Regions from separate parts of the Mus musculus genome. Here all the other regions are linked to region 3. A link is a loop called in an ENCODE intact Hi-C map of the cell type or tissue named here. Cell type or tissue: heart. All regions are shown on one strand. Region 1 holds the start of Zbtb10 (zinc finger and BTB domain containing 10). Region 2 overlaps Zfp704 (zinc finger protein 704). Region 3 has its middle 4.6 kb from the start of Tpd52. Region 4 overlaps Pag1 (phosphoprotein associated with glycosphingolipid microdomains 1). Region 5 has its middle 11 kb from the start of Gm46832. Region 6 has its middle 3.5 kb from the start of Gm41997. Region 7 overlaps 4930539M17Rik (RIKEN cDNA 4930539M17 gene).

Evidence for each region. A loop is a pair of places that touch in the nucleus more often than their neighbours do. Peaks named below come from ENCODE experiments on the same cell type or tissue, not always from the same donor. Only the 100,000 strongest peaks of a DNase experiment are listed, where the experiment ranks them.
Region 1: it touches region 3 in a loop (2.0-fold over the local background); 10 of 42 quality-filtered maps call a loop at or near these places.
Region 2: it touches region 3 in a loop (4-fold over the local background); 19 of 42 quality-filtered maps call a loop at or near these places.
Region 4: it touches region 3 in a loop (6-fold over the local background); 18 of 42 quality-filtered maps call a loop at or near these places.
Region 5: a loop joins it to region 3, with 5 times the contacts of the local background. A loop is called at or near these places in 23 of 42 quality-filtered maps.
Region 6: a loop joins it to region 3, with 3 times the contacts of the local background. A loop is called at or near these places in 7 of 42 quality-filtered maps.
Region 7: a loop joins it to region 3, with 7 times the contacts of the local background. A loop is called at or near these places in 41 of 42 quality-filtered maps.

The regions. Positions count from the first base shown.
Region 1 is chr3:9,248,261-9,252,260 of GRCm38, reverse strand. It overlaps Zbtb10 (zinc finger and BTB domain containing 10), which reads right to left and starts at 1,694. Exons shown (of 6, transcript NM_177660.3): 1 at 181-1,694. The coding sequence starts at 1,131. In heart, a CTCF peak has its summit at 2,469; DNase peaks (open chromatin) are centred at 460, 620, 1,990 and 2,230; H3K4me3 peaks cover 2,891 bases; H3K27ac peaks cover 2,058 bases.
Region 2 is chr3:9,464,445-9,468,444 of GRCm38, reverse strand. All of the region lies in intron 4 of Zfp704 (zinc finger protein 704), which reads left to right. Among named protein-coding and RNA genes, the nearest start is that of C030034L19Rik, 63 kb to the right of the region's middle. In heart, a CTCF peak has its summit at 1,931; no DNase peak of the experiment used is centred here.
Region 3 is chr3:8,966,717-8,970,716 of GRCm38, reverse strand. It overlaps a transcript of Tpd52 not described here. Among named protein-coding and RNA genes, the nearest start is that of Tpd52, 4.6 kb to the right of the region's middle. In heart, no CTCF peak of the experiment used is centred here; DNase peaks (open chromatin) are centred at 916 and 1,886.
Region 4 is chr3:9,703,018-9,707,017 of GRCm38, reverse strand. It overlaps Pag1 (phosphoprotein associated with glycosphingolipid microdomains 1), which reads left to right. Exons shown (of 9, transcript NM_001195031.1): 4 at 729-935; 5 at 2,263-2,314. The coding sequence starts at 805. Among named protein-coding and RNA genes, the nearest start is that of Gm33169, 42 kb to the right of the region's middle. In heart, no CTCF peak of the experiment used is centred here; a DNase peak (open chromatin) is centred at 1,867; H3K27ac peaks cover 828 bases.
Region 5 is chr3:9,036,730-9,040,729 of GRCm38, reverse strand. No RefSeq gene overlaps it. Among named protein-coding and RNA genes, the nearest start is that of Gm46832, 11 kb to the right of the region's middle. In heart, a CTCF peak has its summit at 2,237 (motif pointing right); a DNase peak (open chromatin) is centred at 2,199; H3K4me3 peaks cover 1,091 bases; H3K27ac peaks cover 1,145 bases.
Region 6 is chr3:9,345,339-9,349,338 of GRCm38, reverse strand. No RefSeq gene overlaps it. Among named protein-coding and RNA genes, the nearest start is that of Gm41997, 3.5 kb to the right of the region's middle. RefSeq lists an enhancer at 1,045-2,584. In heart, no CTCF peak of the experiment used is centred here; DNase peaks (open chromatin) are centred at 1,718 and 2,278; H3K4me3 peaks cover 2,096 bases; H3K27ac peaks cover 1,112 bases; H3K27me3 peaks cover 551 bases.
Region 7 is chr3:9,065,108-9,069,107 of GRCm38, reverse strand. 4930539M17Rik (RIKEN cDNA 4930539M17 gene) reads right to left here. Exons shown (of 3, transcript NR_040597.1): 2 at 3,777-3,983. Among named protein-coding and RNA genes, the nearest start is that of 4930539M17Rik, 5.1 kb to the right of the region's middle. In heart, a CTCF peak has its summit at 1,841 (motif pointing right); no DNase peak of the experiment used is centred here.

The DNA of each region.
Region 1 (4,000 bases), 280 kb before region 3:
TTTCCAGGCTTTCTAAACCCCTACGCATAAGCTCTCGCGAACCTCTCTCGATCGGAACGAAGTGAGTCTTCCCCCGGAGGATCTTAATTTCCCCCCTTCTTTACTTTAGTTTTAGTCTTCCCCACTGATAAACCTTTCCCAAAAGATGTGGTCGAAAAGCAAAGGCAGGATCTACGGTACCTGGGCGTTGGCTTCGTGGAGTTTGTGTTCGGTGGAGACGTGGTGCCTTAGGAGCAGGGTTTTCTTGTAGTTGCGGGTCCCTCGCGAAAGCTCATCATGCCCCACCTGGGTAAGGTCCACGCCGCCCCCATCCTCGGGGATCTTTTGGCACCATCCGCAGAACATAAGGCCGGTATCCTTGGAGTACCGCAGCCAAGGGAAGTCCTTGAGCCAAGAGGTCTGGAAGGAGCACTGGAGCTTCTGCAAGAGGGACTTGGGCCTCGCGAGCGGGAAGTGCTGGACAGTCTCTCCTTCGCCAGCTCCCACACCGCTGCCCTCCGCTTCGTCCCCACCATCGCCGCCCGACCGCCTGCTGCTGCTGCAGCTGCCGCCTTCCGCCCCACTGCCATCGCCCGGGCTCGCCCCCTCCTCCTCGGTGCTGTAGCTCAGGGACGCCCCGTCCTGCATCCACTCCTTCCCCTCCAGCGCGTCCAGCTCCGGATCCACGGCCGCCGGCCCTCGCCCATTGAAATGCCTGAGGGGCCACGCCGAGGTCTCCGGGCGGCCGCGGCTGCTGCCATTGTTGCCGAGACCCCCGCCGCCTCCCCCGCGGAAGGCCAGAGTCCGACGGTTCCTTTCCGCTAGCAGGGGGCCCCCCGCGCCGCCGCCCAGCAAGGAGGGGCCGCCCGTGTCCTGAGGGAGCAGCAGCAACTCCTTGACGTCCTCGGCGGCGGCCGCGCCGGCGGCGGCCTCCGAGTCCTGGGGCTCCAGGCCCTCCAATTCCATTTCCTCGTCGGCCCCGCGCCCATTCGGCTGCTGCGGCGCGGGCGGCGCGGGCAGTCGCGGTTGCGGCTGCGGAGGCCAAGAAGAGGCCTCCCCGCCAGCGTTATTGTTCGTGGGGCCGCCGCCGCCGGTGACCAACCCGCCTCCTCGGAACGCCAGCGTCCTGCGGTTCATCTCACTGAACGACATGGCGCGCGCCGCGGTCACCGCCGCCGCCGCCGCCGCCCGGTGCCTCGGCTCGCGCCCGGGCTCCGGCCGCGTCCCGCGCGCTCGCCGCGGCTCCCCCAACGCTTCGCCCCCGCCCCCGCCCCCGGCGCTGCGCTGCGCCGCTCTGCGCTGCGCTCCCGCCGGCCCGGCCTCACCCTCCCGCCGGCTCGCGCTCGCTCCCGGGCCGCCGCACGCGTCTACTGCCGCCGCCGTCCCAGCCGCGTCCTCTCCACCCGCGCCCCGCCGCGCTCCGGGCAGCGTCCCGCGCGGAGCGGTGGGCGGGCAGCGGAGCGGCGAGCCGGGCGCGTGCGGCCTTCGAAGTTGAGGAGGAGTGCGGTTGCCCCTCCGCTGCCCCGCTTCAGCGCTGCGCGCACACACCGGCCCGCCAACAGATCTCCGTCCTCGGGGGGAGTCGTGTCGCCGCCGCCGGCTGCCGAGGCGCGGACGCGAGAGGCGCGCTAAGCCGCCAGGCTCCGCCACATAGCGAGCCGACAATAAAGCCGGCGGAGCGTTTCCGTCCGACCAGGCCCTGGCGGAGGTCGAATGGCAAATGAACAACGGACCGTGCGCCCACAATGCACCGGGGTAGCAGTAACCGCTGGAGGGGGAGAGGGTGGGGGCCGGCCGGGGGAGGGGGCGGGCTGGGCCGGGCTGGGCTGGGCCGGGGGCGCCCGGGGACCGGGAAAGGGGCCGGCCGCTCGGGCCCGCGGGCGGGGGTGCGGCCACGGGAAGGAAGCGGGCGGGGCACGGGCTGGGGTCTCGGGGCGGGGCCGGCTCGGCCAGGACAAACAGCTGGCGGGTGTCAGGGGCCGGCTCGCCGCGGCGCGCCCGTGCGCACGGTCCCCGGCTCTCGCCACGACTTCACCTGGGACTCCAGGAGTAAGTGCGGTGGGAGCGCGCCCGGCCCTGTCATCTGCCGGGGGAGGGGTGGGTGGCCGTGCCCGAGGAAGTGAACTTATTTTGTTCCTGCACAAAAGACTGGACCAGGCGGTGCCTCCCTCGCGAGGACACCTCCTTGGGCTCCTTGTGTACGCCGGGCAGCACCTCTGGCCCCGGGCGACGATCGTTTCGCAGAAAATGCACCGCCCCGAGTGTCTTATTGCTGTGATGAAATGGAAATTTAAATAAAAGGTCGAACACGTGCGTTCAGTGGGAAGTATTGACATGGGTGTTACATCACCAGCAGCCAATCAGATATCTCCAGTCGTGTTTATACTTCTACAACCACCTTGTGAGTATTACAGTATGTCATAGCGTTATAAATATTAGGCAGGGTTTTCCCCATGAACGGGGAGGAGTCAGCTGCTGCGGGCGCCGCGTGCGGCCGCGAAGGGAGTGCAGCTCCGAAGACAGGGTGTGTAGATGAGAATTAATTTTTAGGATTTTGAGAAAAGCTCTTGGCATCGCGTATGGAATTTAGAGTGATTACATCGGTCTAAGCTGGAAATGAACCTCCCTAAGTTATATTAGTTTACTTTTTTGTTTTTGTTTTTCAGAAAGAGGCCTTGCCAATTAAGAACCCTTAAACTCACCCTCCCCATTAACTATGCTCTATTTGGAAAACATTAGCACGTTTACACTCATTAATTCACAAAGTGAGGTCGATTTATCTGTTATTTATTGGGAGCGATTTTTGAAACAGGGTCAAGGCCAGCCTAGTCTACATTTTAGGTCAGCCAGGGATACACACAAAGATCCTGCCTCAGTATCTCGAGTTCTGGTATTACAGGTGTGAACCACCATGTTGCACAAGCTTAATTTAAAAATTCGTATGTTTGAGCCTATTTCAGGCTTTCTTTCCTGTTTTTTTTCCCCCTGCCTTTCTTAATTTTTTGTTTTGTTTTGTTTTGTTTTTGTTTTTCGAGTCAGGGTTTCTCTGTGTAGCCCTGGCTGTCTTGGAACTCACTCTGTAGACCAGGCTGGCCTCGAACTCAGAAATCCACCTGCCTCTGCCTCCCAAGTGCTGGGATTAAAGGCGTGTGCCACCACACCCGGCTAATTTTCTTTCTTTCTTTCTTTCTTTCTTTCTTTCTTTCTTTCTTTCTTTCTTTCTTTCTTTCTTTCTTTTTTTTTTTTTAAGACTATGTAGCCCTAGCTGTCCTGGAACTCACTAGGCAAGAGTGGCTTTGAACCCACAGACATCCACCCACCTGGAGTTTCCCTTTTGGGGTGGGAGTGGAGTGAAGAGAGCAGTTGATAAATGGTGGTCTCTCATCTTTCAAGTTTTAAAATTCAGATTGATGGCTGTTGTGTCTGAGGACTCAAGAGTTAAGTTCCCAGAGCCTGTGTATGGCGACTGCCTGTGTAAGTGTATGGAGGCTCAGAGCCTGTAATAGCAGCAACAGGGGATTTGCTCAGGTACCAGGCACACATGGTGCACAGACAGACATACCTGCAGGAACAATGCCCATGCACACAAGTTTTTAAAGCACATTTTCTCAGTGTTATAAATTAATATTTGCTAACACTTTTTTTTGAGACAGCATTATTATGTAGCCTGCTGGCCTTGAACTCTCCAGCCTGGGTCTGTCACCATGCCCAACTTACCTCAATGGAACTTTTGATTTGTTTATACAGGTCTCACTCTATGTCCCTGGTTGTCCTAGAAAGCACTGTATAGATGAGGCTACCTGTAATTCACAGCAATCCTGCCTTAGTCCAGGCTAGGATTAAAGGTGAGAGCCCCATGCCCAGTTTCCTTAACACTTCTGATTGAACTAAGCCCAAGACGAGTGTTGAGCTGTGTCGATTTAGATTTTTCAAAGCCACTTTGACTTAATTCGCCTTAATTTTGGTACCTGGTGTAATGAAGTTTTGTATATGAAATAAAATTGATGAATTCTAAAGTGAG
Region 2 (4,000 bases), 500 kb before region 3:
TCGGCAATCGTGAGGGATGAGAACTGACTACCAAGGGAAAAGATATAAACCTAAGAAATAACTAATTTGTCTGGGCAGACAGTCTGTTTTTGTTGATGGAGCTTCCTAATTTCTTACCTGTTCTTTTAGATCCTTACTGTCCATTTGAAATCAACAGTCATTTGCAGGGGAGGTTGTTATCTAGTGGAGGTTGTTTGAGAACCTTCTACTTCCAGATTGACTGGGAGGCTGTGAGTCACTGTAATGAGAGGTGAGCGGGAGTGAGGATCCGCTGAAGGTGTGGGGTCAGCACTGCCCTCTGTTGGGGTTTTTATCTCAACAGTGTGCTGACACGTGAGTGGGTCCTGTACTGTGGCCTGTCACTCAGAACGTTTGGAAGCACCTAGACCATGTCAAATGATCCCCAGTCCATCCCCTCAGCCACTGCTCTGGGACCCTAAGAAAGCCAGCTTGACCCTCGAGATGGCACCTTTTTGTAAACCTGGTAATGCACCCTCACACCTTGAGGGACAGTTGTGAAGTTATTAAATGTGATTCCACGTACGAGAGCATGCACTCTTTTAACAGACATCCATTCCCTAGACTGTAAACACAGCGAGAGAAGTGTTCACTGCACGTAGGTATGGGTCATGATTGCGGACACCCTCCGCTCTGTCTGACCTGCTAACACTCGAATAAGGAAGTTCAAAGTGTGAAGTGCTATGCACAGACACGTATTATCTGATGAGCACTGCATTTACACGTTTTGTCACAGTTTATCAGATGTGTATACATGCAGCTTTTCATTTCATTGGACCCACAGTTTTCGGTAGAGCCTGATTCCCACTTTGCAGAAGCAAGTGATTAAATTTGTACGGCTTGCCCAAGGTTGTTTATATTGTGACAGAAAAACAGTGAGCTGAGCATAAATAATAGAGGCTGCTTGTGAGCAAGATGAGTAAAAGAATCCACAGAGGAGAATGGCAGCCTAGTCTATGGGCCGGTGGGAGCTGAGGCACAAGAGGGACACTACTCCTTCCTCAGCCACAGCGGTGAAATGTGAGAGAGGCACCAAGCTGTCCTGGCTCTGCACGTCACTTGGCCAGCTTTGGGAGGGCAGAATCTAGCAGACTTTTTTCCTCTGGTTTCTTTCTTTCTTTTTCTTTATTAGATATTTTCTTTATATACATTTCAAATGCTATTCCGAAAGTTCCCTACCCCTACCCCTGCCCTGCTCCCCTACCCACCCACTCCCACTTCTTGGCCCTGTCGTTCCCCTGTACTGGGGCATATAAAGTTTGCAAGACCAAGGGGCCTCTCTTTCCAGTGATGGCCGACTAGGCCATTTTCTGATACATATGCAGCTAGAGTCAAGAGCTCCGGGGGTTACTGGTTAGTTCATATTGTTGTTCCACCTATAGGGTTGCAGACCCCTTCAGCTCCTTGGGTGCTTTCTCTAGCTTCTCCATTGGGGGCCCTGTGTTCCATATTATAGATGACTGTGAGCATCCACTTCTATATTTGCCAGGTACTGGCATACGAGACAGCTATATCAGGGTCCCTTCCTCAAAATCTTTCTGGCATATGCAATAGTGTGTGGGGTTTGGTGGCTGATTATGGGATAGATCCCCGGATGGGGTAGTCTCTGGATAGTCCATCCTTTTGTCTTAGCTCCAAACTTTAGTGAGGTAACCCAATCACAAAGGAAGTCATTAGATATGCACTCACTGATAAGTGGATATTAGCCCAGAAACATAGAACACCCAAGATACAATTTGCAAAACACAAGAAAATCAAGAAGAGGGAAGACCAATAGGTGGATACTTCATTCCTCCTTAGAATAGGGAACAAAATACCCATGAAAGGAGTTTCCTCTGGTTTCAAATAGATTGTTTCCGAACTACTATGGAATGTGACTGGGACTCTGAGAAGATGCAGTTCCTGTCATGACCACGAGGTGATGCAATGACCCAAAGTATGGGCACTATGGTACTCTCCAGAGAAAACCAATTCTGTAGAAGGGTAAAAGTTAACTACCAATTCCACAAGACCTTCTGGAAAGTCAGATTCCTGGTTCTGTCATATCTAGGTGTGATGTTCTGTGTATTCTGAAGTTGGGGTGTGTCACTGCTGTGCTGTGTGTGCTGTGCTGTGTGTGCTTTCGCCCTTGGATGCTGAGTGGGTTGGGAGCTTAGGAACCCTAGGCATAGAGACAAGATGCCATGGGCCTGATCCTGTATTGATAGATCAGTGCTGAATGGCTCACGGTGACTGTGAACCCCTCAGTCACCCAGTGCACTTTTGGGGTTAATGTGAGAAAACTCGCTGCAATGTTGTGAGTTTGGGTAGCTCTGGCAGAAATTGGGAATACACAGGAAACCTGACTCAGGAGTCTGTCTACTGGACCAGCAACAGTACCCCAGAGGCGCTTATAAACCTGGTTTTCATCACTTTCCCTTGGTTCGTAGGTGTGGTGACCATGGACAGTTTTACTGGGGGTTGGTTGGAGGGGAGCTTGAATCAAAACAGGAAGCTGTAAGCTAACACAGGAGTTTCGGTAGCTGTGTGGTCTTCAACCACGAGTTAAGCATTTGCTGCACTCTGCATTTTTTATCTTTGGGCTTATACTTATCCCCCAAAACACACAGATCTACAAAACTCATAAGTATGATGTGTTGTTTTAAACAAAATCCCAATTGTTCAATTTTACCAATGAAAACTTGGGAGCCAGATGCTGCAGATGCTGGAGTTAAAGCCTGCTAGCTCAGACAGGCAGAGAAAGCACCAACTGACCTTCCTCCTTAGTGGACCTCCCAAAACCGAATGTCCCTCCCTTCTACTTCCTGTGCATCTGCCTATCAGGTCCTCCTGACTCCCTCTTACTATGTCTTTTTGTTAATAATCACATATTCGCTCCCTGTCAAATGCCTCTTGACCTATGGTTGATTTTACTTAAATCTTGTTTACAGTATTCAAGCAAAAAGTTCCTGGATTAAAAGTGTGTGTTAGGGCTGAGCTACACCACAACTGGAAATAAGTTTTTCCAATAAATAACACAATCTCGGGGTCCACAGTGTGGTTACATATCCTGCAACAGTGGTGCCCACCTGCATCGTGAACTCTACAGCGTTCATTCCGAATCTGCTTCTCAGGAGCAGGAAGGTCTCCCAAGGGAGTGCTGTGCAGAAGCGGTCCCAATGAGGATAGTGCGTGAGCACACCAACCCCAAAGGTACACTGGGTGATGGAGAGGCTCACCACCCTGAGCCACTCGGCACTGACGGATCAATACGTATCAGGATGGAGGCAAGTGTTCTCTTGTTTCCATACCTAGGGTTCCCTAGCCCCCCACCTGCCCAGCATCCAAGGCACAGCACAGCACAGCAAGCATTAGCAGCATTCATGGCTCTTCCATCTTTTCATCCGTGTGTGTTTCTCTGGAATGACACATCATCAGGAAGAGCAGCAAGCAGTTAACCAGGAGAGGAAGAGCACAGATCAGAGCCCTGGGCTCCCAGAGTCCAGGGTGGGCCAGCCATGTGGTCCCTAGGTTGAGGGTGCTGGAGCACCGAGGAACTCAGACAGCATCTACAGTCGTCCTAACCATCCAATCTCACCTAGGAGTCAACAGGACAAAATGCACTTCTAGAATCCATGGATTAAGAAAATAATTGACTAGGGATTCTTATTAACTCAGGAACCCTCAGGCCACACGTTTACCTCTATAGTAAATTCCTATCACTGCAGTGCCGGCCATGGTGGGACTGGCTGAGGGGAAGTGGAAGGATGCAGGGTTCGTACAAGGTCCTAAGTTCTGGCAACAGGAATGAATGCTCACTCGCATTGCCAGTAGAAATGCAAAATGTGGTATAACTACTTTGAAAACTAGTTTGGCAATTTCCTACAAGTTAAATATGTGCTAAGCATACGACCCAGGAACTCTACTGTTGCATCTGTATTTACCTAAGAGAAAAGAAAATGCGTGTCCACAAAAAGACTCCTAGACAAAGGTTCATTGCCGC
Region 3 (4,000 bases):
AACTCCACTTCTCAGGGAGGGCGGCTTCGTCCAGGGCGCCAGGGGCCGGGAATAGCTTTGTAAGTGGCATGGAAGTTTTTCCTAATGACAGTTATGTCTCCTCTCAAGCCTGCCAGTTGGAGGTTTTGGATTTCTGCTGAGCACTCTTTGAAGTCAGCCAATTGGCAACTTTCAGCTCGGCAATCTCTTTATCTCCTGATAATCTCCCCATCAGACCACGGTGCTCTCGATACACCACTAACAGCTTAGACTAGCTCACACCACTAACAGCTTAGACTAGCTCTCACCCCTTTTTTCTAGGCACTTTGTACTTTTATAATTCAAGACTCAGAAATAGTTACAGGAAGGTAGGCAGGTAGATGTTTACATAGCAGTTTGTGAATCATCATTGTCGGAGGAGAACAAACACACGCCATAGCCAAACTCCTTTGGCTACACAGTCCCGTAAGTCCAAGCGTATCTGTGTAGAAGGTGCTGGTGAGACGCAGGCCAGATAGTGTGCCAGCTAACAACAGAAGCGTTTCAGCTCTGGAGTGTCCCCAAGGTTTCTTGCGTTGAATACCGCACGGAGACACCAGGTCATGGAGAGTGTTCCTTTCAAGGGAATCATGGGACCCCAGCGCTCTCTCTCTCTCTCTCTCTCTCTCTCTCTCTCTCTCTCTCTCTCTCTCTCTCCTTCCTGGCTTTCAGCTGTAAGCTGGGCAGCCTGCACGATGAGAGAGTTCACCAAATCTGTGAGCCAAAACTCTTTCCCTCTAGGTCCCTAATATAACAATGGGTCCACGCATCTGTAAGTGAGATTTAGTGCACTCTGATGTTCACACAGACACGACATTACCTAGGACCCAGTGTGCCCACAGTGTGTTCCCTAGCCAAGTGACAAAGGCCTGGGAAGTCAAGGCCTCCTCTCAGATGGCTCATCAGCTACTAGTTGAAGTTGACTCTGGCTGCTTCCTCATTGTGTATGGGTATGTGCACACACACAGTACTCTTATTTTCCGAAGTCATCTGAAAGGAAGTTGCATATGCTAGGCGCCAGATCTCTCAAGACTTCAGTATTTCTCCAGGGGTTGTGGGGGCAGCTGTTCTCTCAGACAACAGTAGTCTGTGGGCACTTCCAATTTTAGATCTGTCTGTCTGTCTGCCTGCCTGCCTGCCTGCCTGCCTGTCTATTTGTCTTTTGTGGTGCTGCATATCAAACTCAGAAACTTATGCAGTTGGCAAGTATCACACCACTGAGCTACATCCCCAGCACTTGTTTTGAGACTGACTCTCAGTGTGAACTTCAGGTTGACTTTGAACTCTGTATCCCGGGCTGCTATGGAATCATGGTCCTTCTGTCTCTGCCTCCAGAATGAAAGCATCGCTCTCAGGCTGGTGCTGCCATACCTGGTCAAAGATGTGGTGTTTTCTTCCTTCATTATAGGACAAATTCTATGATTAAGTGTAATATTTAGTTAGCACTGTTTGGTCTTCTATAATACAGATCATTGTTATAGTCTCTACCTAGCTTTGGCAAGGTTGATGGTTTCTTTGAAGAATGCTGCCCTGAGCTCTCTAAGGGCAGAATTAAATGAATGTCTCTGGCATTGGTTTCCTTCTGGGCAGCCCTGTACTCTCACCTTGAGGTACCTTTCAGGGGCCTGCCATAAAAGGTCCTAACTTTGGACATACGTGGCTCACATATAGAGGGACTATTCCGACCCACTAGGCTGTGCACAAGCAGGGAGACAGAAACTGGATTTTCTTTATAATTCTTTGCCCTACTTGCCTTTCTGCTTGGGAAACTTAAGGTTTCAGGCCCTTAGCACACGCCTCACTCCCTACTCCTCGTAGATTTCTGCACTGTCCTTGGGCGCCCTCTTCAGGTGCTGCTCTGCATGAGCGAGTGTCTGAGGTTGTTCTTTTGGTGGCTGGCTTCCTAAAACAGGTTTGTCAGGACCGGAAAGATGGCTCAGAGGGAAGAGCAATGACTGCTCTTCCGGTGAACCCTGGGCCACCACCCTCTACAACTCCAGTTCAGGGAATCCAGTGCCCTCGTCTGGCCTCTGTGGACACCAGGCATGCATGTGGTGCACAGACATGCATGCAGGCAAAACACTGATACATATGACATAAGAAGAAGTACATCTTTAAGGAAATTGTTTGATTACAAATATATCAAGAGTATTTTCTTGGGGCTGGAGAGTTTGCTCAGTGGTTAAGAGCAGCTGTTTCTGTAAAGGCCCCAGGTTTTGTTCCCAGCACTCCCATGGAGGCTCAACACCTCTTCGGGCACCAGAAATGCATATGTTCACAGATATATACGCAGTGAAACTCTTACACAAATTCACAGAATGTAAAAACTAAAAAGTTATGTTCCGTGGTAAATATGTATTTTTCCCAGTGCCATGTTACTATCTGTGTGTGTTCTGCTGCACACACCTGTTCCTTTTAGCATTTAAGCCATCCACTCAGAAGGCAGTTGTGTTGTTTCTCAGGTATGGTCTAAAATGAGCATCTTCTTAAGTATACTGTTTGTAATAGCGTGTAGATTACGACAAACTGGTAAATGAGTCAGATAAGTATAAAATATAGAGAAAAGATAGGTAAAGTAGAGAGGTAAATCTATAGAGGAAAATCAAGTCTGAGAAAACATCGGACAAGCTGAGGTGGTGCAGGCAGCAATCCAGGCCCTCAGGAGGCCCTGGTAGGATGCTCTGTGTTAGAGGCCAGCCTGTGCAAGATGGTGAAACCTTGTCTCACAACAACAACAACAACAACAACAACAACAACAATCAACCAAGGGCTGGTGACACAGCTCGGTGATAGGGTGTGCAAGCCTGTGGGTTTGATCCATAGCACCCCAAAACCAACCAACACTAAAACTTTGGAAAATCAAGTTGGTTGGAAACCAGTGTCAGTTGTATGATAGTGAGAAAAGAGGCAGTGAGTACCCAGAGCCCTTGACACTGGCTCCAGCCCCAAGAGGAGCATACTCGTTGGGATCACTGTACACGCAGGGCTCGCATTGTGTGGTACCGTTCCTTTCTTTCCCAGTCGGGTCACTGGGCTCTCCCTCTTGGCACGTGGTGGGAAGACGCCCTGGCCCCTCTCATCAGTGTCTAACAGCTTCGGCTCCAGAGAAGGTCCCTGTCTTCTGCTGCTCAGTAAGTGTGTTAGGGATGGTACTGATTGAGGCTCTTCCGGTCAGCTAGCTACCCTTAGGCACACCTGAACAACTCAGTATCTCTGGGCCACATCTGAAACAGGAGATCAAGTGGGGACTCAGGTGGTCTTTTTTCAGAGCTAATGATCTAAGTGGTCAGGAATTCTTCAAGGAAAAGACACAGACAAGGCGGAAGATGGCCACCCTGGGGCCTCAAGAGCACTCCTGGCAGGTCGCAGAAGGGTGTGGCAGAGGACAGCTCTCCATGTACTACTGACTAGAATCCATGTGAGGTCAAAACTGGGAGATTTGGGTGAAAATAATGCCAATTTTGAAGTATTTTCCAGACAGCCCTGTGGAAATACCTTTTGCGCAGGGCCAGCTCTTCCTTGGGCTAGGTAGCTTTCTTAGGGTTTCTATTCCTGCACAAACATCATGACCAAGAAGCAAGTTGGGGAGGAAAGGGTTTATTCGGCTTACACTTCCATACTGCTGTTCAAAATCACCAAGGAAGTCAGGACTCAAGCAGGTCAGGAAGCAGGAGCTGATGCAGAGGCCATGGAGAGATGTTCTTTACTGGCTTGCTTCCCCTGGCTTGCTCAGCCTGCTCTCTGATAGAACCAAGATTACCAGCCCAGAGATGGTCCCACCCACAAGGGGCCTTTCTGCCTTGATCACTAATTGAGAAAATGACTTACAGTTGGATCTCATGGAGGCATCTCCTCAACTGAAGCTCCTTTCTCTGTGATATCCCCAGCTGTGTCAAGTTGACACACAGCCAGCCAGTACAGTAGCCATTCAGGGAATGGAAAGGCCTGCTGTGGCCCCGAGGCTCCCCTGATGCTTGCTTGG
Region 4 (4,000 bases), 740 kb before region 3:
TAAAGATGCTCACCACCACGCCTGACAGCCTCCACAGTTGTCCCATGGGGCACATACATATGTATGCGCGCGCACACACAAACGCCTATATAAATAAAAATGAATTTAAAATTGAAAGTTAGGAATTACGTACGCACATACACATGTGTAGCAAACATTTCATACTGCCTTGGCTAAGGCGTATTAACGCAAACAAGCATATTTTGCTTGCTTTGGGGTGCTGGAAGTCTTTATTGACTCCTCATACTAAGATGATAAACTACCCACTGCTTTGGATGCTCTGCTACACACTGGTGCATCCCCAGTCAAATCCCATGTGAGGAAATCAAACATCACAGCACAGACTTGAAGAGAGCCAGCCAGGTTCCAGGCACGCCTACCTTCTGTGAACATCGCCCTGGCGGCTGTGAGGCCTTGCTCCTGACAGGGAGGCTCTGTGTTTCTTATGTGAAGTGCTGCTAGAGACCTTTCAGATTCTGAAATAGAGGTAGCTAACCTGGAGAGAAGACACAGGTGTGAGCGTGGCATTCCTGTGGCTGTCGGAGTCTCCTCGTACACAACCGTAATTTTACATGGTTTCAGCACACATGCATTTCAAGCTTCTGACAGCACCACAGCAGCACTCAGCAATCAGGTCAGGGTTCTTTCTGGTTTGGGATCTTGATATCGGGACTGCTCAGCCTTTCCCGGGAAGGGATTCTGAACGTGTAGTGTCGTTCTCTCTGCAGGAGGATGAAGCCTTCTAGACCCATGTGATCTCCTATGAAGAACTGACCCCACCTGCTGGTCACCCCAGCTCCCACCATGGGCCCTGCAGGAAGCGTACTGAGCAGTGGGCAGATGCAGATGCAGATGGTCCTGTGGGGAAGTCTGGCTGCCGTGGCCATGTTCTTCCTCATCACCTTCCTCGTCCTCCTGTGTTCCACTTGCGACAGGTTAGAACAAACATGCATGTTCTAGAGCCTAAACCTGCTGTTTTCCCTGTGTCCCACGGAGCCTCTTTATTAAGAGCCTCCCTGGCCCACATTCATGGGTTGGTCACAAAGGGCATTCTTCATTCGTCAATTGAAAATGCTTATTGATCTTCCTGGAGGGCAAAGCAAAGAGCCCTTCCTATCTAAATGTCTGGAATGAATTCTGCAATTCTTTGAGCACAGTCTTTGTGTGCTGTCTTTGGCCATGGGCATACTGAAATCTAAGTGTGAGGTACTACATCCTGTTGCCACAGTGGGAAGTCACTGAGGGTGCTCACTATTGCGTGGCCTGGAGAGCTCACATATTAGTAAAACTGTGTGTGATAAACTGCCCTTTAGGAAGACATAGGCTTGTATTTCCTACAAGAGAGGCTCACTGAAAATGGAAGCCTTTTTTCTCTTTTTTTCAGCATTATACTTGTCTCCCTTGGCTCAGGGAGAAGTGAAGTTCTTTGTAACCAAGACGGATGCCCAGAACTGTCAGAGATGATGCAGGGTGCAGCCTTCTGGTCTAGCTGGGAGCCAGTGGGAACCAGCTTAGCCAGCTCCATACTCAACTCTCTCGATTTGGATCCCATTCTAAAATCTGTCAAAAAGAGAAACCCATGCCCTCTGGCCTCTGCAGCCTCTCCTAGTCCCTGCCAAGCAAGGACTCAGGTCTTGAAGGACAGGACAAGCCTAGAGACACTAGACTTGGCTCCCCAAAACTTCAAGAATCTGCTACTGTAATGACTCACTCTCCCGCTAGGTGTCACCCTCTTCTCGCCACAGATAGAAATGTGGTCTTTACAACCAATGGCTTTCTTTAGCCTGTTCTGTGTAAAACACATTCTGTTTTTACTAGGCAGACTTTTCCGTAGACTGGAAGTACCTATGACTCATCCTGAGAGAATGTCACCTCCCTGATGTGCCAAAGTAGTATCTCCCATATTTTCTCTCATCCCTTACGGCACGTGACTTCACAGACTCTTAAGGGAGAAGATGAGGTCATTGTTAGGATTTGCTAAAGAATAAAGGCAGTGTCTGTCATCTGAGTGTTCCAGGCACAGACAGATCCTGCTTGCAGCCCGCTGTCTCCCGTAGTGAACTTGACCCTCTGGGAAGGGGTGTGCCAGAAGCGGGCTCAGCCTTTGCTGTAGGTCAGGACTTTTTCTGATCTAGTTTTATTAACCTGGTTAATAAAACCAGAGAGGCGGAGCTGATAAATGTTAGGCTAGGGAAGTATGGTGTCCACTTCACTTTAAGGGACACATTTGACATCAGAATGGTATTTTCTTCTCCCTTTCAGAGAGAAGAAGCCACGGCAGCATAGCGGGGACCATGAGAACCTGATGAATGTGGTAAGCCTCGGTGTGGCTGTCTGTCTGTCCGAGTACACCTCTCCAGGCATGGCGCTACTGGCTTTCGACACAACTGAAGCTGGCATGGGGACGTAAATGGATATTAGCTGTGGCTTTCTGTATACTGTATGTACGGCTGGGAGCCTGGCTTGACCAGTGTTCAGGGTAGCTTCTGCAGAGATGTCTTCATGCCCCTCCTGGTCTGGGAGGGCTGTCACAAGGAACAACTAGACAATTCATCTAAGATTTCTTGTCTCTCTGCTCTGGAGAGCAGAGTCCAGCATTCAGTGTTGTCACACGAGCCCCTTCCAGAGCTAGATCTGTTCCCAAACTCAGCTCCTTAGTGCACACCCACCTAGTCCTTGCTGTCACCTTCCCTCTCTGAATGTATGTCTTGAAGCCAAGATAGCAACTGTACCTCTCTGACTTCAGTCCTAACTAGTGCCATCTGAAATAGCCCTGCTTTCAGATGAGGTTAGGCTGTGGCACTAGGGACTGAGATTTTGGCATGCATTTGGGTGGCGCTGCAGCCATTCATCGGGGCCTGGAGCCCACAGCATAGCTTGGCCTTGGTGCGTTATCGGATCGTCAGCATTTGATGGGATCCTGAGAGACCCAGCAGTCTCAAGGAGAGAGCTGTCCACCTGGGTGGTGACCTTTTGTTGTGCCCTTAAGTGGCAGCAGCCTCAGCAGCTGTGTCTGCAGGGCTGGGTTGAGCTCCCGCTGGGCCCCAGGGCAGGTCTAGGAGAGAGGGCGCTTCCTGCTCCCAGCCAGGAAGCACATATGCATTTAAACTCTGGGGGGCCTGGGCTGTTTGCACCCAGCAAGCATGTTCAGAGCACATGCGTGAGGTACCAGGCTGCCTGAACCCCCACTTCCCAGTGTGCCTGTAGCCCAAGCAGACAGGAAGCTCCTCCTGGACCCCAGCCAGGGCTCTCTTCCTTTGTCTGAGACCACCCATCACAGCCACCCCGGACCTCAGCATCTCTCCTGCCCTGACTGATGTTCTCCTGCTATTTTCACCTCTTATCTTGTCTCACTCCTTGTTCCCAGTGTCTCTATGCTCCCCAGTGCTTGCACAGGGTAGGGGAGGAATGGGGGGTGGACAGATAGGCCCTGTCTTTCTTCAGAGCCCACCTTCCTCAGTCAGGTGGACAGGAGGTTGTGGCTGAACTCAACTCGAGCCTCACTTCCTCCTAGTGCTCTCAGGAATGGCGAGACCTGGCAGCTCAACCTGAGTACTGTATGAAGCCAGTGTTCAGGGGTGGGACCAAGCTTTGCCGGTCACTCTGATATGGGCATCCACATGAACGCCGGTCATTCTCGATCTTTCATCCCCGTTATTCTGCCTGAGGACAGCAGCCTTTGCGGGCAGGGAGAGTGCCGCCTCTTCATTCTCTTCCCCACATAGGATCTCCTCCACACACCTCCAGGACAGACTGTATCCACAGGATGCCTGCTGACAGTGCCAGTGAGGCCTGCACACAGCTGCCCACTGAGCTCCTGACTTCCCTAGACCACTCCCAGTTTGCTGACTTGTTTCTCATGGGGGCTAAGATGGGAAAGAGCAGTTCAGACAGAGATTATAGAAGCTTGGCAGTGGCGTGCTATGCAGGAAGCCTTCCCTTGGTCCCCCTCTCTGTCCCCTAAGGACACTGTTTCTCCAATATGAGCATCTCAGGGTCC
Region 5 (4,000 bases), 70 kb before region 3:
ACATCTATGGCTCCTGATTTCTTTCCTAGGGTTTCTATCTCCAGAGTTGTCTCCCTTTGGGTTTTCTTTATTGTTTCTACTTCCATGTTTAGATCTTGTACAGTTTTGTTCAATTCCATCACCTGTTTGGGTGTGTTTTCCTGTAATTCTTTAAGGGATTTTTGTGTTTCCTCTTTAAGGACTTTTACCTGTTTAGCAGTGTTTTCCTATAATTCTCTAAGAACTTCTACCTGTTTTCTTTAAGGAGTTGTAACTCTTTAGCAGTTTTCTCCTGTATTTCTTTTTTTGTTTTGTTTTGTTTTGGTTTTTCGAGACAGGGTTTCTCTGTATAGCCCTGGCTGCCTGGAACTCACTTTGTAGACCAGGCTGGCCTCGAACTCAGAAATCCGCCTGCCTGTGCCTCCTGAGTGCTGGGATTAAAGGCGTGCGCCACCACGCCCGGCCTCTCCTGTATTTCTTTAAGTGAGTTATTAATGCCCTTCTTAAAGTCCTCTACCAGCATCATGAGATATGATTTTGAATCCAAATCTTGCTTTTCGGGTATGTTGGGGTATCCAGGACTGGCTGAGGTGGGAGTGCTGGGTTCTGATGATGGTGAGCGATCTTAGTTTCTGTTGGTAAGATTCTTACGTTTACCTTTCACCATCTGGTAATCTCTGGTGTTAGTTGTTATAGTTGTCTCTGGCTGGATGGAGCCTGTTCCTCCTGTGATTCTGTTAGCCTCTGTCAGCAGTCCTAGGGGTCCAGCTCTCTCCTGAGTCTCAGTGGTTAGAGTACTCTCTGCAGGCAAGCTCTCCTCTTGCAGGGAAGGTGCACAGAGGTCTGGTGTTCAGACCTGCCTCCTGGCTGAAGATGAAGGCCTGAAACAGGGCCTGTCCCAGAAGATTTGTTGCCTCTGCAGTCTGCATGCTCACCTGCACAGACTGGTCTCCGAGGGACCAGACACAAGATGGCTCTCTCACCTGCTCTGGGAGTCAGAGCCCTCCCAGGAGGCCACCTCTCCTCTGGTGGGGAAGGTGCCCCGATGTCTGGAGCCCGAAATGGGGGTCTGTCCCAGAAACTGTGTTGCTTCTGCAGTCTGCTTGTTTGCCCTCCGCAGTCTGTGAGCTGACCTGTGCAGACTGGTCTACCTATATTAAACTTTCATAATGGTGTAATTTTTAAATTCTTTCTGGTTCTGAATAAAGACAGTATTTTTAAGCTGAAAAAAAAAGTGGGGGCTGGTGAGATGGCTCAGCGGGTAAGAGCACTGACTGCTCTTCTGAAGATCCTGAGTTCAAATCCCAGCAACCACATGGTGGTTCACAACCACCTGTAATGAGATCTGACGCCCTTTCTGGTGTGTCTGAAGACAGCTGCAGAGTACTTATGTATAATAATAAATAAATCTTTGGGCTGGAGCAAGTGGGTCCAGCCAGAGCGAGCAGAGGTCCTAAAATTCAATTCCTAACAACCACATGAAGGCTCACAACCATCTGTACAGCTACAGTGTACTCATAGACATAAAATAAATAAATAAATCTTTTATTTTAAGTGTGTTTTCCTGTGTAAAACTTTGCCCAGAATGAATGAGATTTATATGGGTCTCTTTCATGCTTGTTTGCTTACTCTCTGTCTGTCTCTTCCCTCCCCTCCCCTCCCCACCCCACTTCCTTTCTTTCAGGCAGCATCTTTCCATGTTATCCCAATTGGCCTTGAACTCCAGGCATTTCAGCCTCCCAAATGCCCTGGTTTTGTTTTTGAAACAGGGTCTCAAAAGTTCAGAGATGACTTTGAACTTGTGATATATGAAGGTTATCTGTATGGTTTATCAAATAAACATGGAACGTAAAAGGGGATATTATTAATAATTTGGTCAGGAAAAATAGGCATAAATACCCATGGGACAAGTGGCAGAGGACGTGGGGGGTGGTGGTGGGGTCTCAGGAGACCAGACATGGACCTAAAGAAACTGTAGGACTTCCAGGAGGAAGCTCGGGGCTGGAGCGACGTCCAGAGGCCTAGAAGGACCTAAGAGAAAACACTACCTGTGGCCCAGACATGCTAAGGAAGCTCTAATTCCTAGGGGGGGACAGGACTGGGGGACAGGACTGGGGGACAGGACTGCGGGAGTGAAGCAGCTGCAGGCAGTGGAGGCTGGAGCCTGCGGTAGCAGCACGGACCTAAGGGGCGTGTCCTGTGGGGACAGTGCTGAGGCTGAAAGTAGGGCGAGCTCTTGCAGAGGCACTGGCTGCACAGCAGGGGGCAGGGCTGCCTGGGCCGGCGTCACTTCAGCTGGTGACTCTGTGGCTGGCAGTATGCATGCAGCTCGCAGAAGGTTAAATAGGACAGGCACAAAGGTTTAAAATGAGGTTTGGAAAAGTTCAGAGAGTGGAGGAGTCACACTGAGTGTTCGTAGAAGGCAGAAGAGAAAGCAGGGACGCATTCCGGTGTTTTTGTTCGGTGCTAAAGTGCACCATTAATGAACAGTTTTCAGATGGAGGAGAGCGTCTCTATCACTAGCAGAGGCTGGTGAGCAGAAGTCGAGAGAAAGGGCTTTTCCATGTTTCTGAAGAGTCCCAAAAGAGCGACCTCTGGGACAGAGGGTATCATCACCTAGACTCCCTCACCCAGAGAGACTCCATGGGGATCCATGAAGGAATCTGAAACCTGTCAACAGGGTTTTCAGACAGCTAAGAGCAAATGCTGAATTCTAGCAGTACAGCCACAAGACGCGAAAGGAAAGCTTGCCAACCGCACCGAACTGAACGGACTGTGTGTATCAGGTGTAGAAATCTAAGGAGTTCAGTTAGTCACTGTTGGATGAAGAAGGCTGGCGCCGGAAGGTCGGAAAGGGCGAGACCCGGACTAAGGGAGGGTATCCTATAGGCCGATATCTGAGTGATGACTCGATGTGAAGTGATTGCTATCTGCTCAGGACCAACTTCTCAGCATAGAGGAGATTTATTTGCCCCAGAGGGACAGAGAAAGGGAATAAGAGACAGAAGACATGGGAGAAGGGGAGGGAACAAGGAAGAAAGGGCAGGATATTGGGGGGGGGGATAGCCTCAGGATAGACAGTTTATAAAGGGAAGGGGGAACCCCATATGAGGATGAGATGTTTACTTTTAATGGGCCATGTTAATTAGGTGGTCAAAGGAGGCTTTTGATTGCTGGACTTCAATACTTTGATAGCTGGACCTTGGTAGTCAGCTTCGGGATGAAGGAGTGGCTAAATTGATGGCCTTGGGGACTAGCTTCAGGAATGCAATCAGGTGTGGCCTAGTTAGAGTACATGTGTCACTATAGGTAGGTGTTGAGAAGTCAAAAGTGCAGGCAAGGCCTAGTGTGCCTGCATCCGCCTCTCTCTCTCTCTCTCTCTCTCTCTTTCTCTCTCTCTCTCTCACACACACACACACACGCCTCTCTCTCTCTCTCTCTCTCTCACACACACACACACACACACACACGCCTCTCTCACACACACACACACACACACACACACACACGCACGCACGCACGCACGCACGCACGCACGCGCGCTCTCTCTCTGCTTGCTGCCTGTGGAGGACGTAAAGCTCTTAGCTACCCCTCCATTACTCTGCTTAGCTGCTTACCACCATGATGACCATTGACTAACCTAACCCTCTAAAACTGTAAGCAAACCTCCAATTAAATGCTTTTTAAAATAAGAGTTGCCTTGGTCATGATGTCTCTTCACAGGAATAAAACAGTGACTATCTTGACACAAACTAGGGTTATCGGAAAGGTGGGAACTTCAATTGAGAAAATGCTCTCACAAAACGAAAACAAAAGCACAGAGCCATAATTTGCAGCTGCCTGTTGGTGGCCCACGCCTTTAATCCCAGCACTGGGAGGCAGAGGCAGGTGGAGCTCTTGAGCTCAAGGCCAGCCTTGTGTACAGATCGAGTTCCAGGCCAGTCAGGACTAAACAGAGAAACCCTGTCTTTAGAAAACAAACAAACAAGCAAAAACAGAAAAAAATGCCGCTAACACAAAG
Region 6 (4,000 bases), 380 kb before region 3:
TAGAAGTAAAGCAATATCTATCTCTAAGAGCGGTGACCATTCCTAACTACTGAGCTATGCCTCCAGCCCCTCAACCTGCCTCTTAACATACTGAGGTACAGTGAGCTAAAGACCTTCGCAGAGGCATTCTTAACTAAAGCACCATAAACTCATTCAGGGCTTCAGGCAGCAATAGAACCGAACTGGAAGGTTAGCCAGCAGAATCCTTTTACCATAGTCCCTGATGCACGGTACAGAGCAGCTAAGCTGTCCAGAACCTTTCCAAGCCAGTCCTTAGCACCACTTTCTACCCCACAGGGGTACAGAAGGGGCTCTCAGCTATTTTGTCACAAAATAATCATTTTGATAGAAATGGGTCCTAGAACAGGATTCTTGACAATTGTAGTGGTGGGACTGCTTCCAACACAGATGGAGAAAGCCACCTGAAGCTGCAAAGGCTGAAGAGAGAAGTCCTTTGAATTCTCCTAAGACATAACGAGCTGGTGGCCTCGGGGACCTGGTGGGAACTGGAGGCAGCTGATGGAAGTGCTTCAAGGGGTCCCAGACTTTTATAAGTTTTTCTCCCCGTCATCTTCTTTTGTCTGTTTTGGGTTTGGGGTTTTGTCTGTTTTTGAGACAAAGTCAGTGTAGCTCAGGTTGATCTTGAACATAAGGCCATCTTCCCTTAGCTTCCTGGGGCTTGGATGTCAGTAGAGTTCACACAGCCCAGACCCTTTTTTCTGTCGACTTTCATGGGCTCAGACCACTGGGATTATACCCTGCAGAGCTGTGTGATCTTGGGAAAATTGTCTTAACTCTTGTGACTCAAATTCCTTGCTGATAAAATAAGAAATTTCTCTGTGTCCTCTTACTCCACCACTTAAGTACACATGTTTAAGCTAGTGATTCCAAACCAAACAAATGATAGCTTTCAGCCTGCTCCAGCACATATCCTCAAACAGCTGAGTCAGAGTGCATCAAGACAAGCAATTAGATTAGATCTTTCGTCAAGAACGTTTTTAAAGTCCAAGTTGTCTTCCTCTTAGGTACAGCCTTACAATTTTCCCAAGCAAGGACCTAAATGCAAATGGCAAAGACTTCGGGAATCTTCCTAAGATTTCTTCCAAAGATTTAGGAATCAGACCTAAACAATCAGCTATGGGATGTGGAAGAGCATCAGAGGTATCAGGGGTTTATCAGTACCCAGCCTGATAGGTTTCCTACAGGACCTGGGAGCAAGACGGGAGCTACTGCTTCCTGGTGATTTCTATTCACATTCACACATCTGCACACATAAGCCACTTTAAACAACAGGCTGTGGGGTCCTTACACAAAGACAAGGCCACCGGCTGTCAGGGCACTACACTGAATTGGGGACACAAACCCCATTTTCCTATGTAAATTGGCCTGGGTGCTCTTAAGACCCCCAACAAAAGGGGTCAGTCCTATAAAATAGGGCCATCTGGCCGGCCCCAGTGACACCTCCAAGGGTGGGCGTGAGAGAGTGGTCTTCAAGGGACCAGGAAGGTAGGTTGCACTGGAGAGTGCAGCTGTCACCTTGGTCCCAGGGTCCCGCCCGCCCGCAGAGGCTGGAGGCGATCAGATTATAGGTGGTCTTAAGCCCCAGGGCCTGGGGCGCCTGAAGGTCTCATGGAAGCCTCACACAGTTGGGCAGGGCGGGGCACGCTTTGTTCCTGGACCCCCGAAAGGGTGCGGCGCCTCAGAGTTGGCTAGAGTCACTGCTCTGTTCCTGGGGCCTCAGGGCAGCTAGCGCCAGGCCAGCAGCCTTGGGCGACTCCATAGCAACAGCGTGGGAGAGCCACAAAACCAGAGCTGGAGGGGAGAAGGCCGGAGGGAAACAGGAGAGGGGGCACGAAGCAGGGAGAGGGGACTAGAAAGGATAGTTTGCTGCAGGAGAGAGAGGGGGAAGGGGTTCGGTGACCGGTGGGAGTTAGCAATGAAGAAAGATAGGGTGAAGTAAATAAGGGACCGGCACTGGGAAAGAAGGAAGGGGAGTAGAGGAAAAACAAAAGATGAAGGAGCAGTCAGAGAGTTGGGAAGGAGTGAAGGGGAGAGAGAGGTAGATCAGCGGGGGAGAGGTGGGGAACGTGGAGACGGGGCGTGGGGTGGGGTGGGAAGAGGGGAGCGGAGTCCGCATAGGAGCTGGGAGGGAGGGTGGCTGGAGAGAGGAACAGGGCGCAGTCAGGGCGGTTCTGCACTGGATCCCTGGCCGCAGCTGCTGTCCGCGGAGAGGGGAGGAGCAGGCAACGGCGCGGTGACGCCAGGGACCCTAGTGGGCTCAAGGCGCCAGGGGGCAAGCCCAGGTTCCTTCCACCACCACCTCCCCCGGGGACAGAGTCTCTGTGCAGCTGCACACGCGCTTCCAGACCCAGGGATCCCCAGACTCATGCAGAGCAATCTCCCTAGGATGAGGACACCCGGTTACCGCCCACAGCAGGCAGAGCGGAGAGGGTGGGCGCTCCCCATCCGGAGGGCCCAGGTCGTTTCCCCGAAATATTTATTTCACCAGAGAATATTTTTCCATTACAAAACTATTAAGCGATGTGGGCTTTTGTTTATGAGTTTATCTCCTACCCCATTCCCCCCAAACATGGGACCTGGTATAGAGAACATATTACTAATGTTAACCTTGGAGTCAGAAAAACGGTTTTCTAATTTTCAGCGTAAATTTTTTAGAAAAAGCCAGTCCTAGAGGTGTCATCGTTTTTAAGTCTGACCTGCTAAGCGCTAGTTTACACACACAGTCCTAAATTAGCGAGACGGGACTGACCCTGCTTTAAGTTTTCTACGAAAACGGACCACGATTACACTCTGACAGCATTTTTGCGCTTACATGCACGGTGGTACTGTATGTGTGATTGTGTGTGGTGGGAGGGGGAGGGAGCAAACAAACTAATTTCGGACACACCGGTATTTCAAAAGAAATCTCACAGATAAGTGCTGTGTGTTTTATTTTAAAACCATCATAAGACATAAAGGAAAAACAAATAAACTTCTGGACGTTCTCAGCTAACATGGCCTATGGGAAAATGAAAATAAACCTAATTGAAAAAACAGCGCTAGCCATAAATAGGATTTGCTTTCAAGCAGAGAACGTGGTTGGAAAAAAAACCAAACCAAAACAAAAAAGCAAACCACCAATCAAATCCGTGCCCTAAAGAACAGGTTCTGTGGATGCAGCCAAGACTTTCGCTTTGCTGTTTGTTCTGAAAATGCAGAAACACAACTCTGGTTTTCAGGTATTACCCCAAAGAGCTTTAGTTTCTCCTGCCAAGTTAGTCACCTACCCCAAGCCGCAGGCAAGCTCCTGTGTGGGTTTGTGGTAGCCCATCTAGTTTCAACATTGTTTTTGACCGAAAAGAAAAGATGAAACACGTAAACGAACTTACAATTCTATTTACAGAACTCTAAACTGCATGTGGGACTCGCAGGCTGAGTCCCAAAGAGTGGATGTGTGACATTTTCTGACAAAAGCCATCTTAAGTAATTTGTGGGCATCAGTTTACAATCCTTTACATTTAGAAGGCAGAAATTGATATTATCCCATTTTGTAAATGAGAAAATTGAAGTTTACAGAGGGTTCAAAGAAAGCCTGTCCAGGTTCACAGATCCACGCAGCACCAAATGGCAGAGGCAGGACAGACCTGACAGAGACCTTTCTGTCACTGGCCAGCCCTGCTGGGCTCCTTGACTACCACTGTGAAGAAAGAAAGAAATGGGGCTTTCTTTGCATTTAGAGGGACACCACATGAAGCCCCAATGGACATACCTACAAGGTAATCGGGTTTCTCCATTCTGCCCAGTTGCTAGATTGGATTAGAAAGACACTGACATCCAGTGAGCTGCGGAGGTGACTCCGTGGGTAAAGGCACCTGCTGTGGGAGAGACCACCTTCTCCAAACTTGTTTTCTGACCCTCTCCCTGCCCATTCACATACACCAGGCACACACACAGTAGTAATAATTAACTTCAAAAGAAAGATATAAACTGAAAAATAACT
Region 7 (4,000 bases), 98 kb before region 3:
TGTGAAAATTCAGAGATGAGAAAGGATTAGATACTGAATTACAAAATGAAGACAAAGAATGCAAATGAAAATACATGTAGTAAAACTAGATGAAGGAGGAGTGAAAATATTTAAATACAATAGGAAAATCTCAAAGTTTTTTTTTAATTTTGATAGGCTTTCATATAGTTTAGACTGACTTCAAGCTTGCTTTGTAGCTGAGGCTGTATTTGAACTCCCAACCCTCCTTTCTCCAAATCCCAAGTGATTACAGGAATTACCACCTTACCCAGCTTAGAAAAGGACACTTTAGCCGGCCGTGGTGGCGCACACCTTTAATCCCAGCACTTGGGAGGCAGAGGCAGGCAGATTTCTGAGTTCGAGGTCTACAAAGTGAGTTCCAGGACAGCCAGGGCTATACATAGAAACCCTGTCTCAAAAACAAAGAAAAAGAAAGAAAGAAAGAAAGAAAGAAAGAAAGAAAGAAAGAAAGAGAGAGAGAGAGAGAGAGAGTGAGAGAGAGAGAGAGAGTGAGAGAGAGAGAGAGTGAGAGAGAGAGAGAGAGAGAGAGAGAGGGAGGGAGAGAGAGAAAGAAGAGAAGAGAAGAGAAGAGAAGAGAAGAGAAGAGAAGAGAAGAGAAGAAAAGGATACTTTTAAAGAAGGAAATAGGAAATGTCAAGTAGGCACAGGAACACGGAAAATAAAAACCTATCAAACAAACAATTGTAGTTAAGAAAAGGGCAGAGCCAGGTGTGGTGGCTCACAGCAGTGACACTGTGCTTGGAATTAGAGGCAGGAGCTTCAAGACCATTGTCAGTTACACAGTAAGTCCAAGGCCAGTCTGACAATTTGAGATGCTAACTCAAAATAGCAAAAATCAAACAAGGAAACAAAACAGACATCGGGCAGTTTCGAGGGGACAAATCACAAAAGCAAAAATTGCATATTGAGACTTAAAGGACAGCTCGGCTGCCTCACAAGCTCAAAGAGCAGAGTTCAAACCCCAGAACCCGACGTAGAAAAATGGCGGGCATAGTGAGATTATGAACCCAGTGCTGGGGAGGTGGACACAGGACGATCCTTCGAGCCTAGCTAAACTGGTGTGCTTCAGCCAATGAAAGATCTATCTCAAAGGAAAATGGTGAGATTTCGGAAGAATAACGTGTTCTCTCTCTCTCTCCCTCTCCCTCTCCCTCCCCCTCCCCCTCCCCTCCCCCTCTCAAATTAGAAATAAAGAAATTTTTTTTTCAGAAATAAACCCAGGGCTGGAAGTGTGGCCCAGCGGGAATGCCAGTGCTTGCATGCGTGGGCTCTGTGCTTAGTTTCCAGCTCCAGAGCCAATCATTCACTTATATGCCCTGCAAGCACCTTCCGCTGTACTGACTTGCCTCCCGGTTTATCTTTTCCCTGTATGCCTGCTCTCTTCCTTACAGCAAGTGACAATATCCTGGATTTGTCTCTCATCTTTTCTCTCATCTTTGTTACCCATTTGAAGCCTCCTCTAACCCTCCGTATCAATGTTACTGACATTCTCTCTCACAGTGAAACCCTGATGGAAAGAAAGGGGACGAGACCCAGAAGGAAACAAACATCTCCAAAGACCAATGGCAGTGGATAGTGGTTTTGTTTGTGGTAGGGCCTGACTATGCAGCCCAGGTTTGCTTTGAACTTAGGATCCTCCTGCCTAAACCTCCTTAGTGATGGGATTACTGCCTCAACCAAGACATCTAGCTTAAGACTCCATTTTTCCTGACTCTGAATCTCAGGGCCAGCGACAGAGCACAGAAGAGACCTGTCAAACGTGGCCTCTTTCTCGCGCGCGGTAAAGAGCCAGGCAACCTAGAAGGAGGTTTCTGAGACTTTGCCGGCAGGGGGCGATGCGGCGCCACCAGTTTCCAGGGAGCGCCTGGAAGGCAGACATTGAAAAAGGAGTTCCTACGCATTAAATATTGGAAGAAGTGGAGGGCTACAGGCAGGAGGCTTGATATTACAAACAATTACCTGGGGCAGGATTGGTTAGACTCTACAAAGGTTAGGACATAGTTAATAACCACATTTTTAAAATGCAGCTGTAAAGAAAAATGAAATCATGATACAGAAAAATCGATGTAAGCAGAAATCCTTATGTTAAGCAAGAGCAAGCCAGACTCAGAAAGAATGTGCGTTTTCTGAAACACAGAACAGAAATTTAAAATTATGTGTGTGTACATATATGTATGTGCCATCTATGTTTGTTTGCAAGCCATTAAACTAGAGAGGGGAAGCAGAGAGGAGAGGCTGAGCCCATAAAGGCAAGCAACTGAGAGATGAAGAAAGGATAACGGATATATGTAAAGAGAAAGCGAGGCTTCGGCTGGCTGAGGGAAGAACGGAACCAATGGTGGAGAGAGGGGAAAATAAGAACAGACCATGGTATCTATGAGTGAAGATATCATGGTGAACCCCGGTATTTTGTATGTTTACCTAAACAACAATAACAGCAATGGTTGTCTCTGACACTGGCCAACTTGGCGCTGTATGGTGCTGACTGGTAGCAGCCTGCTTGAGACTCAAATCATACTCTCCTTTAGCGGCAGCCTTTAGCAGCAGCCCCCCTTCCCCTCCCAGGATAGCACAGCCCGGGAATTCAGAGATGCCATTTGCATGTGATGGCCTAGTATTACAGATGAAGCTGGCCCATAAATGACACCACAGTTCACCACAGAATCCCTTCCAGAGCTTTCCAGAACATTTCTGAAAGCAATACAGAGAAAGAGCTTTCATTTTCTTTTTTTTCTTTTCTTTCTTTCTTTTTTGTTTTGTGTTTGTTTATTTGTTTGTTTGTTTCGAGACAGGGTTTCTCTGTGTAGCTCTGGCTGTCCTGGAACTCACTCTGTAGACCAGGCTGGCTTCGAACTCAGAAATTCGCCTGCCTCCCAAGTGCTGGGATTAAAGGCATTCGCCACCATGCCCGGCTGAGCTTTCATTTTCTAATTGCCTTTTGCAGTGATATTTTTGGTGCTGTGCCCTTTAAGGGAGCAGTGCCCAGGTCTTGGGAATTGTTTCCTGAAGTGGCAACCTGCTGAGCCTCTGAGTCCCTGTTTGTAAATGCCAGCTGCCTGCCAGATGTAGCACGCTATCTTAGACATACAAAGTATTGCATTATTTATGTTATGTATTTTACTGATTATGTCACATTTTAGGCTAACATATCTGCCATGCATACTAACTGCATCTCTTACTTCAAGTATAAGGATGCTCTTCCCTGGTAAGCCTCTCTCACTTTGAACCTCAGCACCAGAGATGTACATGTGCATCTAAAGTCTGACAGTGAATTCTTTTCCTTCCCTGCTAACGCCAAAGCTAAGCTGAGAAACGTGTGTCTCTGCACTCCGTTCCAGCTGGTGCTACCAGCATCCCTGAAGCCAGAGGATCAATGTGGCTGTGGAGACCTGGAGACAGGAGGTGATGGCCAGCCCGAGGAAGTCGATGGGGGAGGGGAGGGGAGAAGAGGAAAAAGAAAAAGAAGAAGAGGAGGAGGAAAAGGAGGAGGAGGAGAAAAATAAAGAGAAAGCGAAAAGGAAAAAGAAGAAGAAAGCAAACAAAACAAAGCCTATTGTGCTTGTGTTAGAACTCCATCATGGTAGAGGGTGGAGATTCAGGGAGAGACCCTGCGTTAAGGGAACGCCCCGGCGAGTGAGGAGACCGGACACCAGACATCCCCTCTATGCTTTCGTGCTCACAGTGCACCCACACCACACACCAAACAACAAACAAATACATTTAAGTCTAAAGTAAAACACGGGTTGAGGGTGTACCTTAGTGTTAGGTAGGCTGCTTGCCTACCATGAGTGAAGCCCTGGGTTCAATTCTCAGAGCTGCCAGAAGAAACCGGGTCGCAGCGTTAGCAGAGCAGAGAAGGGCTGTCATGTGGAGCCTTGATTTTTCCAAATGACAAGAAGCACCATGCGGTGGGCATCACGAGGGGCTGGGCTGTCTCCTCTGGCCTCAGGGTGAAGAGCAGACTGCGGAGGAGGAGAGG